Regions from separate parts of the Homo sapiens genome. Here region 1 is linked to region 2. A link is a loop called in an ENCODE intact Hi-C map of the cell type or tissue named here. Cell type or tissue: MCF 10A. All regions are shown on one strand. Links, peaks and the distances in the headings refer to the core of each region. The heading gives the core; the rest is flanking DNA. Region 1 has its middle 81 kb from the start of CCDC190. Region 2 holds the start of LOC107985223 (a long non-coding RNA gene).

The links. A loop is a pair of places that touch in the nucleus more often than their neighbours do. Peaks named below come from ENCODE experiments on the same cell type or tissue, not always from the same donor. Only the 100,000 strongest peaks of a DNase experiment are listed, where the experiment ranks them.
Region 1: it touches region 2 in a loop (2.1-fold over the local background); 2 of 110 quality-filtered maps call a loop at or near these places.

What each region holds. Positions count from the first base shown.
Region 1 is chr1:162,938,409-162,946,754 of GRCh38, reverse strand. No RefSeq gene overlaps it. Among named protein-coding and RNA genes, the nearest start is that of CCDC190, 81 kb to the right of the region's middle. In MCF 10A, for the core only: no CTCF peak of the experiment used is centred there; a DNase peak (open chromatin) is centred at 3,444.
Region 2 is chr1:163,051,137-163,059,482 of GRCh38, reverse strand. It overlaps LOC107985223 (a long non-coding RNA gene), which reads left to right and starts at 4,023. Exons shown (of 3, transcript XR_001738274.2): 1 at 4,023-6,799. In MCF 10A, for the core only: no CTCF peak of the experiment used is centred there; no DNase peak of the experiment used is centred there.

The sequences.
Region 1 (8,346 bases), core at 229-8,228, 110 kb after region 2:
TGTCTCTGCACATGATATTTGTTTTATAAAGACACTGGTCAAATTGGATTATGGCCACCCTAATGACCTCATCTTAACTTCACTAATTACATATGTAATGACCTACTTCTAAATAAGGTCACATTCTGGGTTCATGGGTGTTAGGACTTCAACTTCAACACTCAGCGTGAGGGGTAAAATTCAGCCCATAACATTTACAATAGGCAAAGAATAGAGACTTAGGAAAATAAAGACTTCAAAAATAGCTGTTGCATACATAGGAGCCTTGTGTTATTACTGCCTTTTGTGGATTGTGGTGGTGAAATCTACCTTTAACATAATTATAGTAATATCCATGACTTGAACACCTACTGTCAGCCAGACCCTGTACAGTCTTTCACATGTTTATCTCATTTAGTCTATACACACTCTCTATGAGATAGATCTTATTATCTATATTCTACAGATGAAGAAACTAAAACTCAGAGAATATCAGTAACTTGACCAAAGTTTGGGCAAAATAAAATGCCATCATAAATTCTTAGCCATACTATTGTTTTAATTACTCATTAATTAGGATTATATGGCAATTACAACAAAAAGTATGAGCACTAGGTATTGGGTTGGTGCAGAAGTAATTGCAGTTTTTGCTATTGAAAGTAATGGCAGAAACGTCAATTACTTTTGCACCAACCTAAATAGAATCAGAGAACAGCTTATATCAAACAATATTAAGCAAAATAAAACCCCAAAATTGTATATGTGCTATAATGATATCTATACAAAAAGCATCTATACATCTAAGTATACACTGAATGATTGTCAGAGAGGAAGATACATTTTGGGAATCTGAGTAGTGGGATTATAGTATAATTTTTTTTCTTAATGTCATAAATGTATAAATGTTAATATTAACATTTAAAAGCAAAAGTATAATTAGAAATTGCTAATATCTTAATCTACTTTTCATACTAATTAGAACGATGATTCAAATGCCAGCATGCATCTCCTGGATGAAATCATTGTAGGCCTTCAAGGATATATAAAACTACACTTAATCTCAGCATCAAAACAATTCATAATGCTATGTTTTTCCCTTCACCCTGACTTCAAGGGCTACACAGGAAAATCTGAAGGGCTTCAAGGGCTTCCTGCTCTATAAACTCTAAATATTAGAGATCAAGTACCATGAATGAAGCAAGCATAAATCCACGTCTAATTAGATGTGTCAGAGAGGACAGCCAGCCCTCTGGCTTAGATTATACTCCTGCAAATTCAGCTAAGGTGGCGCATCAACTCAGAGGCCTGCACAGAAAGCTTGTTTTATCTTTCTTTATCTACCTCCACCCCTTCCCCTCATCTGTCCGTTACTGAGAGGGAGCTTGCAGAGAACTCCGTGAGCACTATCTGGAGATCTTTTTGCCATTCACTGAATATACATGGACATTCCCTAAATATTAATATTTATGACAATTCCCTAAATATGTGTGCGGTGTGTGACTATGAAAGAATCATAGAAATTAATTACTTTCTTTGAGTTGCTACCTGTTAGATCAAATTTGCATTCTGCAGGGAGAGCTGCTAGAAGTGGGTCTCTGGCAGGAAGCCTAGTGGAGCCCTCTGGGTCTGATTCATCTCCCTTAAGGGCAGATATCTGTTTTAGTTGATAATAATGCCTCTAAAAATTGGGTCACCAAACAACTCTTGCAGTTTTTCTGGCCACATCATGGGGAGAGAGAATCTAGTAAGTGCTAATTTCTCTTTTTCTCACCAACCTATATTAATCCAATCAACAAATATGTGTCTGTAGCTGCAGGAGTCTCTAATCAACACATTATTTTTTTTATTCTGAACTGCCTCTGGATATCTCTATTTCAGAATATCTATGAAATAAATTTCTTAGAAGGGGAAGGGTGTTCTGAAGTGATGTCTTCGCAGCACCATAGTTGTCCAATTAGCAAGGACTGGAGACATAACGAAAGAAATCATAGATCTAATAAGTAAGGAATAGGAAGAAACTTGAAGGATCAGACTACTGTGTTTCCATCATAGAGAAAGGAAAAACACTGCCACAGTCTTTCATTGCAGGTTCCTTGAGAATGCACACTGACACATTCTAGTCCAGAGTGTTACATAACATCTAGATCAATAAATCCATAAATTTTTGTAGATTGAAAAATTAAAGATGCCACACTCCTCACCAGCCCAAGAACAGAATACTGGGTCTAAAGGACTTCATTATGTTTTATATTATTCAATTATTATAATAAATATTCCTTCAATTGGTGTTCCTTGATTATTCAGTTTTCAGATTTTGCCTCTACTATTTTCTAGTCTCATTAAGTATTCATATATTCATCTTTTCCGTAAATTTTATGCTGTTTCTCAAGTCTTGGGCATCCAGACTAGTGTATAAGAATAATTTGATACTTTTCTAAGAGACAGAAAATCACTTTCGTTCATTTATTGCTTTTTCATAACTTTTCTGTACGATTTTCTGCATCACAATTTTTCTTTCCATATCCTAGAGGGCAGGGATCACGTAGGTGTACATTTTTGAAAATTTAACCTAGAATTTTGTTTCAGGTTTCCAGACCTAATAGATAATCAAATATTTTCTGTGTAAAGGTTATTTTTCTTTTAAGAAGCAATAATAATTTGTAATACTTTTATATATTTTAAGTTTTACATTCAAAAAATAAATCTCATGATCTTACAATTATTAACTATAATTAAAGCTATCATTTATTGAGCATTTAAAATATGCCATGCATTTTTCTAAACACTATAATGCATATTCATGGACTCAACCTTTCTAAGTGGCTAACTAACTCAAGGTGCTACAGCTGTTACCAACCAAGTTGGGATTTGAACACTGTTTCTTTAAGTGTAAAGCCTTGTTCTTAACCACTGTACTATACTAACCTTCAGGTATTTCAGGAGCCCTGATGGTATATTTGGTTACAAACAATCTCTGCATGGTGCAGCTGTCCTGTGCATGACATTTATGTGAGTTATGACCTTCTGACTATGCTTGCCAAGACACAGGATTGGAAGAATCTATTCCCATGGCCACAGAGATCTAGTTGCAAATTGTTATGTTTGGGTGTCTCATATGGATTTAATTGACTTTGGGATTAAGAGATGCTATGTTGGGGAGGACGTGAAACTCCTGGATTATCATGGTGACTCTAATTCTAAAAACATTTTAATTTTATTTCACAAACCCAATGTTTTAGGAAAACATTTTAATTTTAAAACACAGATGTCTTTTGTGGGAATGGAAACTTCACACAAATTCTTAAGATGAAACATGAAACTTCAAAGAAATGTCTTGTTCTTAACCTACTCTTTTCCAACCCCTCACCCCACCCCCGGCTCCCACAGGGTTTGCATTTAGTTCCCCTGCAGTTAGGAGAGTGGAAAAGTTTGACACACTCTTTGATGTATTTTAAAGTCTCTGCCGTTACGCAATGAAATTTGGCTCTCAGAAGCTAGTCAGCTTCCTTGAGGGAAAAGAGAATATTTATGAAAAGGAAACCTCTGCAGGTAAGTTGTACACAATTAGCACCTTTACTGAAGCTTTTACTAAGCTACAGTTGTGTCAAAGAAAGTCTCCACCCATTGTACCCAGAACAGCCTGTCTAAATCTCAAGCTCAGCCTGAAACATCTCATGCCAAGAACTTCTTAGCCCAGGCAGAGACATTAACATCTGATCTAGTGCTCACATGTACAGGACAGTCAAACATCTGGGACAAGAGAAGTGTTAGCAGTTCACTGCTGCTGCTTCTTTTCAGCTGCACTTAAATGGTTTTATGTAGGAAGCTGTACTGATGAGGATACTCTTGCTACTGAGTGACAGGGAGAGCAGTGAGAAGCAGCATGGTATAAGGGAAAGCTTAAGCTCTGAGCAGTCACACAGACCTCCTTACATTCTAGCCCTACCACTTAATTGTTATGTGTTCCTTAGCTCTTGGAACCTCACTTTCTTTATCTATAACATAGGGATGATGATAATAGTACTTCATAAACTAATTGAGAATATTAAGGAGGTAAATACATGTAAAGTGCATAGATCAAAGCTGAGTGCATAGATACTTTCCCAGAAAGACAGCCATCACCATTATCATTAATCTGGGGACACTGGGGAAAACGTCCCAGGCAGTCATGCAGTTTCTAGTCACTCTCCTATTTTCCATCTGGTACACAGACAGTAAAACCATCTTTCAGCCCACTACCTTAACCATGTCCCAACCTTCCTGAGACCATGCAATAGATTCCCTCAGCCAGGAATATCAAACCCCAATTCCTCTACTTTGGCTTTAAGACCTATCCGTGACTTTCCCTCCCAATGCTTCACTCTCTTTCCTTACTTCTCCCTTTTTGATCACAGCGTTTCACCTTTATCAAATTTTTCTTTCTGTCTTTGTATATTTGACTTATTTCTCTACCCTGGTACTAATGCTCCTGATGGTTTTCTCAGCTGAAATTCCCTCTCTGTCACCTCTGTGAAAGTCACACACTTGAGGGCAGACTGGGTTGGAATCCACACTGATCTTTAGTAGCTGCAGGACCATCCATGCTTAATTTTCTTCTTCAGTCTTCAGTTTCTTAATCAATAAGGTGAAAATTGAAATATTTGATTACATGAGATTGTTAGAACTAAATAAGATTCTATATGTAAAGTAGCCAGTAGACACATAATGGGTGCTAGGAGAAAGTTTCACAACCATCAGAGCTTAGTGCACACTTCTTTTCTTCTGGGACACACATACTCATTATTGCCAATAATATCTGTGGTCCTCAGCTATAATGTACTCAACTTGAGGGTGGTGGAAGATCTCTGTGAATACTGAAGTTTGAATTTTAGCCCCAGAACTTGTTTGCTGTGTGTGAACTTGGATAAGTTTCTCAATTTCTCTTAACCTCTATTTCCATATCTATTAAAAATTTACAAATCACATACAAAGAGTATAAAAACAAAATGAGAGAGTGCATATAAACACAGCATTGCATTTTAGAAATGTATTCCAAAAGTAGCACCTACCAGATATTATATTAGTTTGTACCCAGGATACTTTTGATTGCAAGTACATATTTTGACTCTGTAGCTTGACCTTTTTAAGGGCATGAATTTTTTGTTTTATAAATTTTTTGTAGAACTTTAAGCTTCTTGCCAGTGAGGATTCTATACTTTATGGTAATTTTAAATGAATGAAAAGGATTTATCCCATTGGAATGGCTTGTTTCAGATTTAGAACTAAGTAAGAGATCAAAGGGTGATAGAAGGGAAAGGTAATAGAACAACTTAGACAGTGAATAGATGAAAAAGCAGGATAAGGAAGGAGAAAGCTACCATAGCCCATCCTTCTCTGTAGAAGACATGGGCTAAGACTCTCTGTTCTCTTCCAGGAGACACTGCTCCCAAGTTCTTCCTGTCAGTACCCCACTGAGGTGTTGCTGCTGCATGTCGACTTCCTGCTCCAATGCCATCCTTCTTCAAAGCCCAGGACTTCCATCCTTCCACAGCAGGATTAAAAGTAATGGCAAAACCGCAATTACTTTTGCACCAACCTAAATACGTGTTTCTGTTTTAGCCTAATTGTGCTCACCAGAGACCTAGCCATGCCTGCTTCTCTTGAGAGGCTTGGTGGCAGGAGCTGGGCTACAGAGCTCCTTGGGAAAGAGCTAGCCTAAGTCAAAATCCAAGAACACAACTCAAGACCTGGGTTAGATAAGAGGGATGACTATGTGGGACTGTGAGACTTGTCCATCCTACACCAAGTATGGAGGGTTTTTTTTTTTCCTTTTCTAACTAACATTTCTTCAGTACCCCTTTTTGCACAAATAATCTGAATAACACATCTGAAAATGAAGCTCTCGTCATAAAAGACTTACATTTAATAAGATAACTATTTAGTGTTGAGTATCGAGCACCAGACTAAGAATCAGAAGACCTAAGTTTGGGGTCTAATTTCTCCCTCTGACTTGGATCATATCTTTAACTTTTCAAAGGTCTCTGATTCCTCCTCTATCAAAGGAAAGGATTAGGCTGGATGGCTTTAAGTGCCTCAGAAGTCCAGCTATCTAGCCATAGTCTCTAACCCAGAGAGCCTGAGGCTAACTTCAGACCCACTCTAACCCTATTTGTGGAAACCATGGCCCAAAGACATGTTTCACGTTTGCTTGTGAATGGATTACCCTGGTTACTTTAGTCTCCCATGATTTTCCTCTTCTGCTGGGGGCTCAGAGGTGATATCTCTATACTTACCAATGCTGATGCCAAATGTGACTGCTATATATGCGAAGACCCACTGATATGCCAACCACCTAAGGCTACTAGTGACTGAGTTCATAAGCACTGAAATGGCTTCTGCTAAAGTCACTAGCAACATCTTTTGTTGCTGCTACAGGTCTAGAGAATAATGTTGCTATACCTTGGGCTCGCAATGTACCATAGAGAATTTTAGGGAGACAGCTTCTTTACCTGTACTTTTACTATATCTAATTCATTCTAAGACTCAGGTGTAGTTCTTTGTGGGTTGGGCTGGTTTGCAGCCTGTACCTCTCAAAATCACTTCTCTTCTTCAACCTTGGCTTTCTGGCCTTGAAGGAGTGGATAACACTATTTTTTCTAGCATTCATTTTTTTCTTACCTACAGTTCATGGAGGCTTCTGAGTCCCTCATATATTGGGCCTCTTCTTCTCAGACCCATTTCATCACCACAACATATCTAAATCTTAGGGTGATTAAAGTTTAAATTCAAACTGAGACCTCTGATATGATTATATGAGATAAAGGCTGGATGATCTGAGGATGGGGAGCAAAAATTGAATCTGGTTGGAAGAAGCACAGTTTCCTAAAACCCTGACAGGAGGGAGCACTGTTTTGTGCTTTGGAAAGGCTAGAGGTCACAGCCCACCTCTGCGAAGTGAGACAGAAGGAGGAGTAGAAAGGAAGGAAAGAATAAAAAGAAGCCAGTCTTTTTCTTCTCTCTCTTTAGACATCCTATTGTACTTCTCCATTTTTGTCTCTCTCTAGGGGATCCTAGCCTGCCTATTAATAAATATTCCCTTCTGGAATTCTAGAATATCATAATCTACTTTCTTAAGTATTTCTACATAGGAAAACAAGCAAATCAATTAATATTTCATCACTGTTGCTAACACATGTAATTCAAGATCTCTACATATTTGTCCTGAGTTTCTAATCTCACTAGGATTTACCTTAGCACTGAGCGAGTATTCACTGGGATCAAAGAGCAGTTTGTCTGATTACTCTTTTCTAATTAGCATTTCTTCCAGTATAAATTTTTGATGCCCTCATCCCAGGAGTGTTTGATAATGCCTCTGTGTCTATAGGTTAACGTATTTCTTAATAAGATCCTCAATCCTGGTCCTTCCTACTTCTCCACATTCACTTCCACTCACTCCCAACATCCCCACAAAACAGCCTTCCCAAACCCCCAACACATATGCACTTCATGCACACATATGCACATGCACATAAGCTATCACCTGTGAAACTGCATAGCGCACCCTCTACTGGTTATTAGAGTTCAGAGAAGAGATACGTCTCTACAGTCTGGAAAGACTGGGAAAAGAGGGAAGTAACGTGTTAACGAGAATTAAGTCTGGGAAGTGGAGGTCAAAAGCTGGAGGGCCCTTAATGGTAGGATAGGGGTCTGTTTTAAGACAAGGGTTTGGGCAAGGGAATGAAGCAAGGAGAATTATACTAGGGAGACTGATAGGAATTGACTGTAATAATATAGTGCTGGCATAAGGAAGGAATTTGAGTTGCGGCAGGAGCATGGAGGTGAAATGTTATAAAGAATCAAGAAAACACAGATAAAGTTTACACAGACATCCCCATTGTTCTCAGGTACTCCTGAAGCAAAGTCCCCTCTGAGGCAGATATTCCTAATTGTTCCACTGCAGCCATCCTCCTCTTCATCCAATGAAGATGGATTTTGAGTTTTAGCTACACATATAATGAGTCTGAATATAGATTATATTCTCCACCACCCATTACCCCTAGGTGTGGCCATATGACCAAGTTCTGGCCAATGGGATGGGAGTGGAAGTAATGGAGAACTTCCAGGTCCTACCTTTAAAAGCAAGGGCCAAGAACAAAAATTTTTTAAATAAACAAATAAACTAAAAGCAAGGGCCATGCCTTTCACTTTCTTTCCCCCTTCCTCCAGTGGAATGAGGATGTGGTAGAGGACCATTGTGAACTATGCTGAAAAGGGCTACCCTGGGGCCCCTGCTTTTCCCAGAATGGAGCTGCCATACTAGTTTAGGTGTTTAAGAGTGTAAGAACTAAACTGTCTCATTTAAGTCCCTGTAATTATACATCTCTGTTT
Region 2 (8,346 bases), core at 312-8,311:
ATATATATGTGTATATATGTGTATATATGTGTGTATATATGTGTATATATATGTGTGTATATTATATATATGTGTATATATGTATATATGTGTATATATGTGTATATGTGTATATATGTGTATATATGTGTATATATGTGTGTATATATGTGTATATATGTGTGTATATATGTGTATATATGTGTATACATATGTGTATATATATGTGTACATATGTATGTGTATATATATGTGTATATATGTGTATATATGTATATATGTGTATATATATGTGTATATATATATGTGTGTGTGTGTGTATATATATATATATATATATATAAAATGCCTTTTTTTTTTTCTGAGATGACATTTCGCTCTTGTTGCCTGGGCTGGAGTGCAATGGCATGATCTTGCTCCCCGCAACCTCCACCCCCAGCAGGTTCAAGTGATTCTCCTGCCTCGGCCTCCGAAGTAGCTGGGATTACAGGCGTGTATCACCATGCCTGTCTAATTTTGTATTTTTAGTAGAGATGGGGTTTCACCATGTTGCTCAGGCTGGTCTTGAACTCCTGACCGCAAATGGTTCACCCGCCTCGGCCTCCCAAAGTGCTGGGATTACAGGCGTGAGCTACCGCACCTGGCCAGGTATTATTTTCTTACTTAACAAATGATGAACCTGAGGCACAAAGAAGTTAAGTGATTTGCTTAACAGTTACATAGCTAAGAAATAACAGGGCAAGCTCAGCCTGCTTGGCTCCAGAGGCCAGGCTCTTAACCACCATGTAATGCTACTTGTTGCTGGTTTTGCTTCTTTTCCTTGCCATAATAAGTTATTAGAAGTTTCCTATCTCATGAGCTTGCTCGTTCTAACAATGGTTAGCATGTGTACATTGCTTCCTTCCTTTCAGGGAAGCAAGATGATGGAGTCAATGTCTCTGGTGTCAGTGAATTATCTAATGACTTTAATCTTCAGTCTTCAACTGGCATTAATATAACTAAAAAGTTAAAGTAAGGCAAGATAATAAGGAAAGGACAATTCTTTAAGTTTTACAAATGCATACAGTAGTTCCTCCCAGTAAATGAATTCCTATGAGTACAAACTTCTATTTTATTTTTTTTTATTATTTTTTAAATTTTATTTTTTTTATTATACTTTACGTTTTAGGGTACATGTGCACAATGTGCAGGTTAGTTACACATGTATACATATACCATGTTGGTGTGCTGCACCCAGTAACTCGTCATTTAACATTAGGTATGTCTCCAAATGCTATCCCTCCCCACTCCCCCCACCCCACAACAGGCCCCGGTGTGTGATGTTCCCCTTCCTGTGTCCATGTGTTCTCATTGTTCAATTCCCACCTATGAGTGAGAACATGCGGTGTTTGGTTTTTTGTCCTTGTGAGAGTATGCAGCCATAAAAAATGATGAGTTCATGTCATTTGTAGGGACATGGATGAAGCTGGAAACCATCATTCTCAGCAAACTATCGCGAGTACAAACCTTTAAAAGCTGCATTTTTTTAACTTATCATTTGACTTGATAATTAAGGTACGAAGAAGTAATCTTATCTGTTTCTATAAAGGTCAAGTTTTAAAGAAACACTAAAAAAAAAAAACTAATAAGGAGAACCAAGCTGAGGAGGGCTTATCAAATTTTATCCCTCACTCCTGAACTAAATATCTCACCCACTAAAGATTTGCAGACAAATAGCTTTGCAACTCTTTTAGCAGTTCTATCTAGGCTCATGAGTAAACAGGTAAATGTATTCACCTACATCAGTCTATTGGAACAGCTGCCCTTCATTTCAAAGGAAATAGTAGAGATAAAAATAATATCATAATGCCATGATGTTGACCTAGAAATTGAATAGGACTGTCCCACAATCTATATAGCTCATGGGCTTTGATTGTTTTTGCAGGAGTGTTGATTGGGTTTGTGTTGAGTCATAAAATTGTTTCAGCCATTTCCTTTTAAAACAACCCTTCCATTTCACTTCTCAGTTTGTGAAGCACCTTTTACTACATTATCTCATTTGCCTTTCACATCAAACTCAATATGTTCAGAATTGAAATAATTTTCCCCTCTCAAAGCTACTCTGCCTTTAGTGTTCTTTATTCCCGTAAATCCACCCTCTATCAATATTTCTCACTCTGTTCCTCCTCTCCATCCTTCACTGCCCTAGTTTAGATTCTCTTTACTTTTTAGACTTTCTCCCCTGGAACAGATGTCATCATTTCTCTTTTAAGCAGAAATGACCCTGTTTTAAAGGAAGTCTTCATGCAGAATATTAGTGCATAGTACAGAGTGACATGAAGCCTCTGGAGGGAAGGAAGGCAAGGGGAGTTTTCCATTCCTTCAGGACATTCTATGAAAGCCCTAAAGTTTTATTGGAACACAATTATGCTAATTTATTTTATTTTTGTCTATGTCTGCTTTCATGCTATGATGGCAGAGTAGAGAAGTTGCAACACAGGCTATATGACTCACAAAGCCTAAAATATTTACTTTCTGGCCTTTTACAAAAAAAAAATGCTGACTGCTAGTCTACAAAACAGCAATAATATTCTAAATGGGCTTCCATGTTAACTTCTCTCTTTCTAATTAATTTAACAAACTACTGTCATACTCTGCCTCAAAAAGTTAGTAATACTAAGTTTCTATAAAATAAAGTTCAAATTTCTTAGCTAAGACTATTCAACACATGACATCCAAGTACTATTCTATATTAATTTCTACTCCCTTCACAAACACTAAAATCACTAAAATATTTTTCTCTTTAAATGATCTGTGCTTCCTGATACCCAAGTCATTTCTACTAGGAGGAAAAACCTCCTCCACTTTAGCTTCCCAAGTTTGGTGCTGTCCAACCTTCAAACTCAATACTCCTAAAGGAAGAGTTTCTGAAGCTATCAGTTAAAAAGGGACCTCTTTCTTTTAATTTTCCAAAGTATTTTTATCACTTCCTATCTGGTAGTATTGAGAAATTTCTGACATATATTTAATTATGTATATACTACTGTTCTTTTTATTATTTTATAAACTTATCGATAACAAGAGGCTGACACCATTTCAATTTTGTGGAACCTACTGGTTTCTAGCATGTATCTTGAATTTAGTAAGATCAAGCTAAAGAGTTGCTGAATGAACAAATTTGAAGATTAAGAATTATTTTAACATATGTTTTACAGAGGAGAAAACTAAGAAATGTGTATCAATCAGGACAAACTAGCTTAAATTGCAGTAACAAACAACCCCCAAATCACAGTACACTTGAAAGAACAAAGGCTCATTTCTTGTTCGTTGCATGTCCTTTTATATCAAATATGACTGTGTTGTTCATTGTTGTCTTTGCTGCAGAGTCCAGGTTATTGGAACAGCCTCTGTCTGAAACATGGCTGATACTCATAGCAGAGACAAAGAGAAAGCATAGTGCAATATGCATTGTCTCTGAAAGCTTCTGTTTAGAAGGAACAAACATTAGTTCTACTTATATTTCATTATATATTTCATTGGGCAAACTTGATGTCAAAAATGCATGTAAATACAATCTTTCCCCTACGATATGGTTTGGATTTGTGTCCCCACCGAATCCCGTGTTGAAATGTAATCCCCAGCATTGGAGGTGGGGCCTGGTGGGAGATGTTTGGATCAAGGGGGTGGATCTCTCATGAATGACTTAGCACCATCCCCTTCTTGATGAGTGAGTTCCCATGAGATCTGATTGTTTAAAAATGTGTGGAACCTCCCACTCGCTCTCTCTCTTGCTCCCCCTCTGCCATGTGAGACACCTGCTCTCACTTAGCCTGCTGTCATAAGCAAAAGCTTTCTGAGTCCTCACCAGAAGTGAGTAGACGCCAGTGGGATGCTTCCTGTGCAGCCTGCAGAACTGTGAGCCAATTTAACCTCTATTCTTTATAAATTACCCAGACTTGGGTATTTCTTTATAGCAATGCAAGAATGACCTAAGACATCCTAAGAGGGGCAATAAATATTTTTGAACAATAACAAAATATACCACAAGGAGTTTATCTTTTTATTACTTAATTTTTTTACAGCCTTCCTTCTCTCCCTTTACAAGGAGTTAAATGATTTGTCCCAAATCACACAACTAGCAAGTGACAGGATAAAAACTTGAAAGGAGATTATTTGACTTATAAATCCAGTTTCTCTTCATTTCATCATAAAGCAGACTGACTATCAGAGGGAATAATGGAGTGACTATGAAGCAACCGTTCTCTAATGCCCTTAACTGACCCAGCAGCCAAAAACATCTGAAGAGGTGGAGAACAAATGAGATAAGTGATTTCTTAAGGTCGGTTCTTTCAGTATATCAGTATTGGAGAGTCAACTGTTGTGGCCATAGATGGAAATACAGGAAGTGACAGCTTATTTGACTCTTGATTGCCTTAAGAGGATGCTAGAAGCAGTGAGAATGCAGTAAATGGAATAAAGCTCCAGCTGCATTACCTGAACTCCAAATATTATTACCAGCATTCAAGAGTGAAAAGGCCTGGGGAAGCCTGATAGCACAAGGATTAGACAGACATAGTAAGGCTGAGGGTGCCTTTGCTCATAAGTCTTTTTTAGTTTATTAATTTTCCAATCGATGGCAAAATTGCTTCAATTTAGTCTGTATAATCAAAGCAGGTTTCTGGTTAGTTCTATGAAGAATTCAACAGCTATTGAGTTTCTGCTGTTTCAGGTATTATGTTAGTCCCAGGGAACAAGACAGATATAATCCCTAATCTCATGGAGATTCTAATGTAGCACAAAATACAGATATTAAGTAACACATCATTTCAAGGGTGTTGAAAACAAAAGAGGAGGAACAGAATTGTACTGGACACTATTGGTGCTGTGACAAGATTCTTTTGAAACCTTTGAATTGTTTCTGTGAACTTCTCTCCCAGCTTCTGAGGGCCTTTGCTTCCAATTGACTGCACTTGATCATTTTCTGGACGGCTGCCTTCAGAACACTGGAGTGGATTGCCTGCAAGCATAGAAAGTGGGAGTTGCCTAGGAGTTTAAGTGCCCCTATCCAATGATTGGTAGGAGAGTCTAAAATCCCAGCCTCCTTGCCTTCTGGAAAAACAAAGTTAGGGGCAGCATTTACACTACAGAGTTCTCTTGATTAGGCTGAGCATGAGCCTTTGATGACTGAACCCTTGCTGGATGTTGTGGCCATTAAGAATGCACCTCACCGACCTCCAGCTATAAAGAGCATAATTGACTGATGGCCCCAGCTGCTGCTTCTGAACTCCATCACTGAGTTTGTCTCAGGGCTGCACTTCCCCCAGGCTGTTCCCAGCCAACAACTGAGCGTGGCAGGGACACTAAGACAGGCCCATTCCCAGGAGGCCTAGGATTCCCATGACAGGTAACTTTGGCTCAACAACTATTTGACAGCCTCAGCCAATTTTTCTTAGACTGAAGAGGGGTCTAGGATGCTCCCACGACCCTTCATTGCCTTCTTCCTTCACATGGGCTCAGACCTGTATCACAGCCTTATGGCTTTTCCAGCCCATCCTGATTACCCTCTGCCAATTTACTTTTATAGGTATTTCCCTGATAAAATCCTCAGATGCTTAATTCCATCTAGGCATCTGCTCCTCAGAGGATCCAGAAGAACACACTGGGCTTCCCTACGCTTACTCTTCACACGCACTTCTTTATGGTTTCTCCTGCGGGCACTTGCACATGAATCCTCCTCTCAAGGTCTGCTTCTCTGGAATCCAATGTAATGACAAGGGCTCAATGGGAATACATAATAAATGAATCTAATCAATTACCATTACAGTTGTGTTGAAGTTTGAAAGAATAGTAAACATTAATAGGCAAAAGGATGGAAGAGGCAGGATTTTCCAGGTAGAAGAAATATCATATTCAAAAGTTAGCAGGCAAGACTGAAAATGTCAGAGTCAAAGAAAGGAGCAATTAATAATTAATGTAGTGACAGATGAAGGAAGAAGCCACCTATGAAGAGCCCAGTTGACTGTGCTAAGGATTTTCATCTTTCCTTAAGAGTAAAGAGCCACCGTAAGACTTTAAACAGAGAGACAAAAGGATCAGATTTGCATGTTTAAAACATCATTCTGGAACATTAATTGCAGGGTAGCATAGAAGAGGGGAGAGCAGATAGAAAGTGATGCATTGGTCTGGTGCGGGACTAGGGTGGCTCAGACTGAAGCAGGGGTCGGCAAACCACAGCCTACAGCCTGTTTCTGTATGGCCCAAAGACAAAGAAAAATTTTTCATTTTTAAAGGGCTGTTGCAATGTACTGAATGCTTGTGACCTGCCTCTTCTAAATTCATATGTTGAAGCCCTAGCCCCCAGTGTGATGCTATTAGGAGGAAGGGCCTTTTGGAGGTAATGGGACATGATGATGGGACCTTTATTAATGGGATTAGTGCCCTTACAGAAGAAATCCCAGAAGGGATTCTCACCCTCTTTCCACCATATAAGGATACAAGGAGAAACTGGGAAGCTGCAACCCAGAAGAAGGTCCTCATCAGAACTGCCCATGCTGGCACCCTGATCTTGAACTATCGTCCTCCAGAACTGTACAAAATAAATTGTGGTTGTTTATAAGCCACCCATTCTCTGGTACTTTGTTGTAGCAGCCTAAATTGACTAAGACACTTGTTAAAACAATAATAACAAAAATGAAGAATATGTAACAGAGCCCATATGTGGTCCTGAACCCCTAAAATATTCCCTGTCTGGTCCTTTGCAGGAGAATACGTGTGGATCATGGACTAGAATAATGACAATGGGAATGGGGAAAACTAGTTGGATCAAAGAAATATTTTGGAGGTAAAATCAATCTGTATTTTTGATCTATTGTGTTTGGAAACTGAGAGAAAAGGAGGCATCAAAACATTATCCTACATTTCAAACTTGAGCAGTTGAATGGGTGGAGGTACTATTTACTGAGGGAATACGAGATGAGAAGCTAGTTTGAGAGAGCCTGCAAAACACCCACACTGTATCAGAATTTACCTTTGCCCATTTTAACTAAATTCAATTCAATAGTTTTATAGTGCAGACTACACAGATGAGCAGTTGCAATCTGTCCTCCAAAGCACTTTACAGTCTTATGACAGGAAGAAGTAGCAAGTAAAGTTAAACATAACACAATACAGGCTGGGCACGGTGGCTCATGCTTGTAATACCAGCACTTTTGGAGGCCGAGGCGGGTGGATCACCTGAGGTCAGGAGTTCAAGACCATCCTGGCCAACATGATGAAACCCAATCTCTGCTAAAACAATACAAAAATTAGCCAGGCATAATGGTGCATGCCTGTAATCCCAGCTACTCGGAAGACTGAGGAGAATTGCTTGAACCTGGGTGGCGAAGGTTGCAGTGAACCGAGATCACACAATCGCACTCCAGCCTGGGTAACAGAATGAGACTCTGTCTCAAATAAATAAATAAACAACAATAAATAAAATAATACAATACAGAATAGTATCAGGTGAGTGTCATAAATGGATAGGTACAAAATGCTAAGGGTGTTCAATGGAGCAAGAGAAAGAGAGAGATTGAGATAATATCCATTTAGAAAACAACAGAAAGGATTTTATAGGTGTGTCATTTTAAGTAGTCCTTAAAGTATGACTAGGATTTCAAGAAATAGAGCATATATATATATATATACACACATATATATATACACACATGCACATATACACATATACATATATACACACACACACAAAGATGGATCTCTAACCATATATATATTCACACATATAGATAGGTATCTATCTATATAACTGTATGTATATAATGATAACTATATATACATAAAACTTTAATCCTAGGGCCCCTCTTGGTGCCACTTTTAAATATCCTCAGAAAATCAAGGAAAAAATTATTGAAAATTCAAATCTTGAACATTATCCAGTTTATAACCAACAGCTGCATTTATTAGAGAGCTCCTTTCTCTCCTATCCACTTATCTTACATCTTCAGCAACTTTGAACTCTTCCTCTATTCCACTTATTTCCTCTCTAGAAACCTAGCTGTCTCAAAAACCTTGATATTTTCTTTCCCATGCTCCTTCTTCTTCTTTGACCAGTTGAGGCACTTGTCATCTGGTTTTGCTTCGCAAAAGCCTGAGAACTACAATGGCTAGGGCAGAACTCTTTTCAAAGGACTAAGTTTGGGGTAGGAGCAGATAAGAGGACTCACCTGTTAAGAAATATCTTTTCTGTCCCAATAAAATAGAGGGGGAATCACTGAGGTCTGTTTTAGGAAGCTTAATCAGAAGCTGAGTAGAATGAATAAAGACTGACAGTACATCTCAGGATACTCTGTGTAGGTTTGTCCTACCAGGTCTCAGTAGGTGTTACAGTAT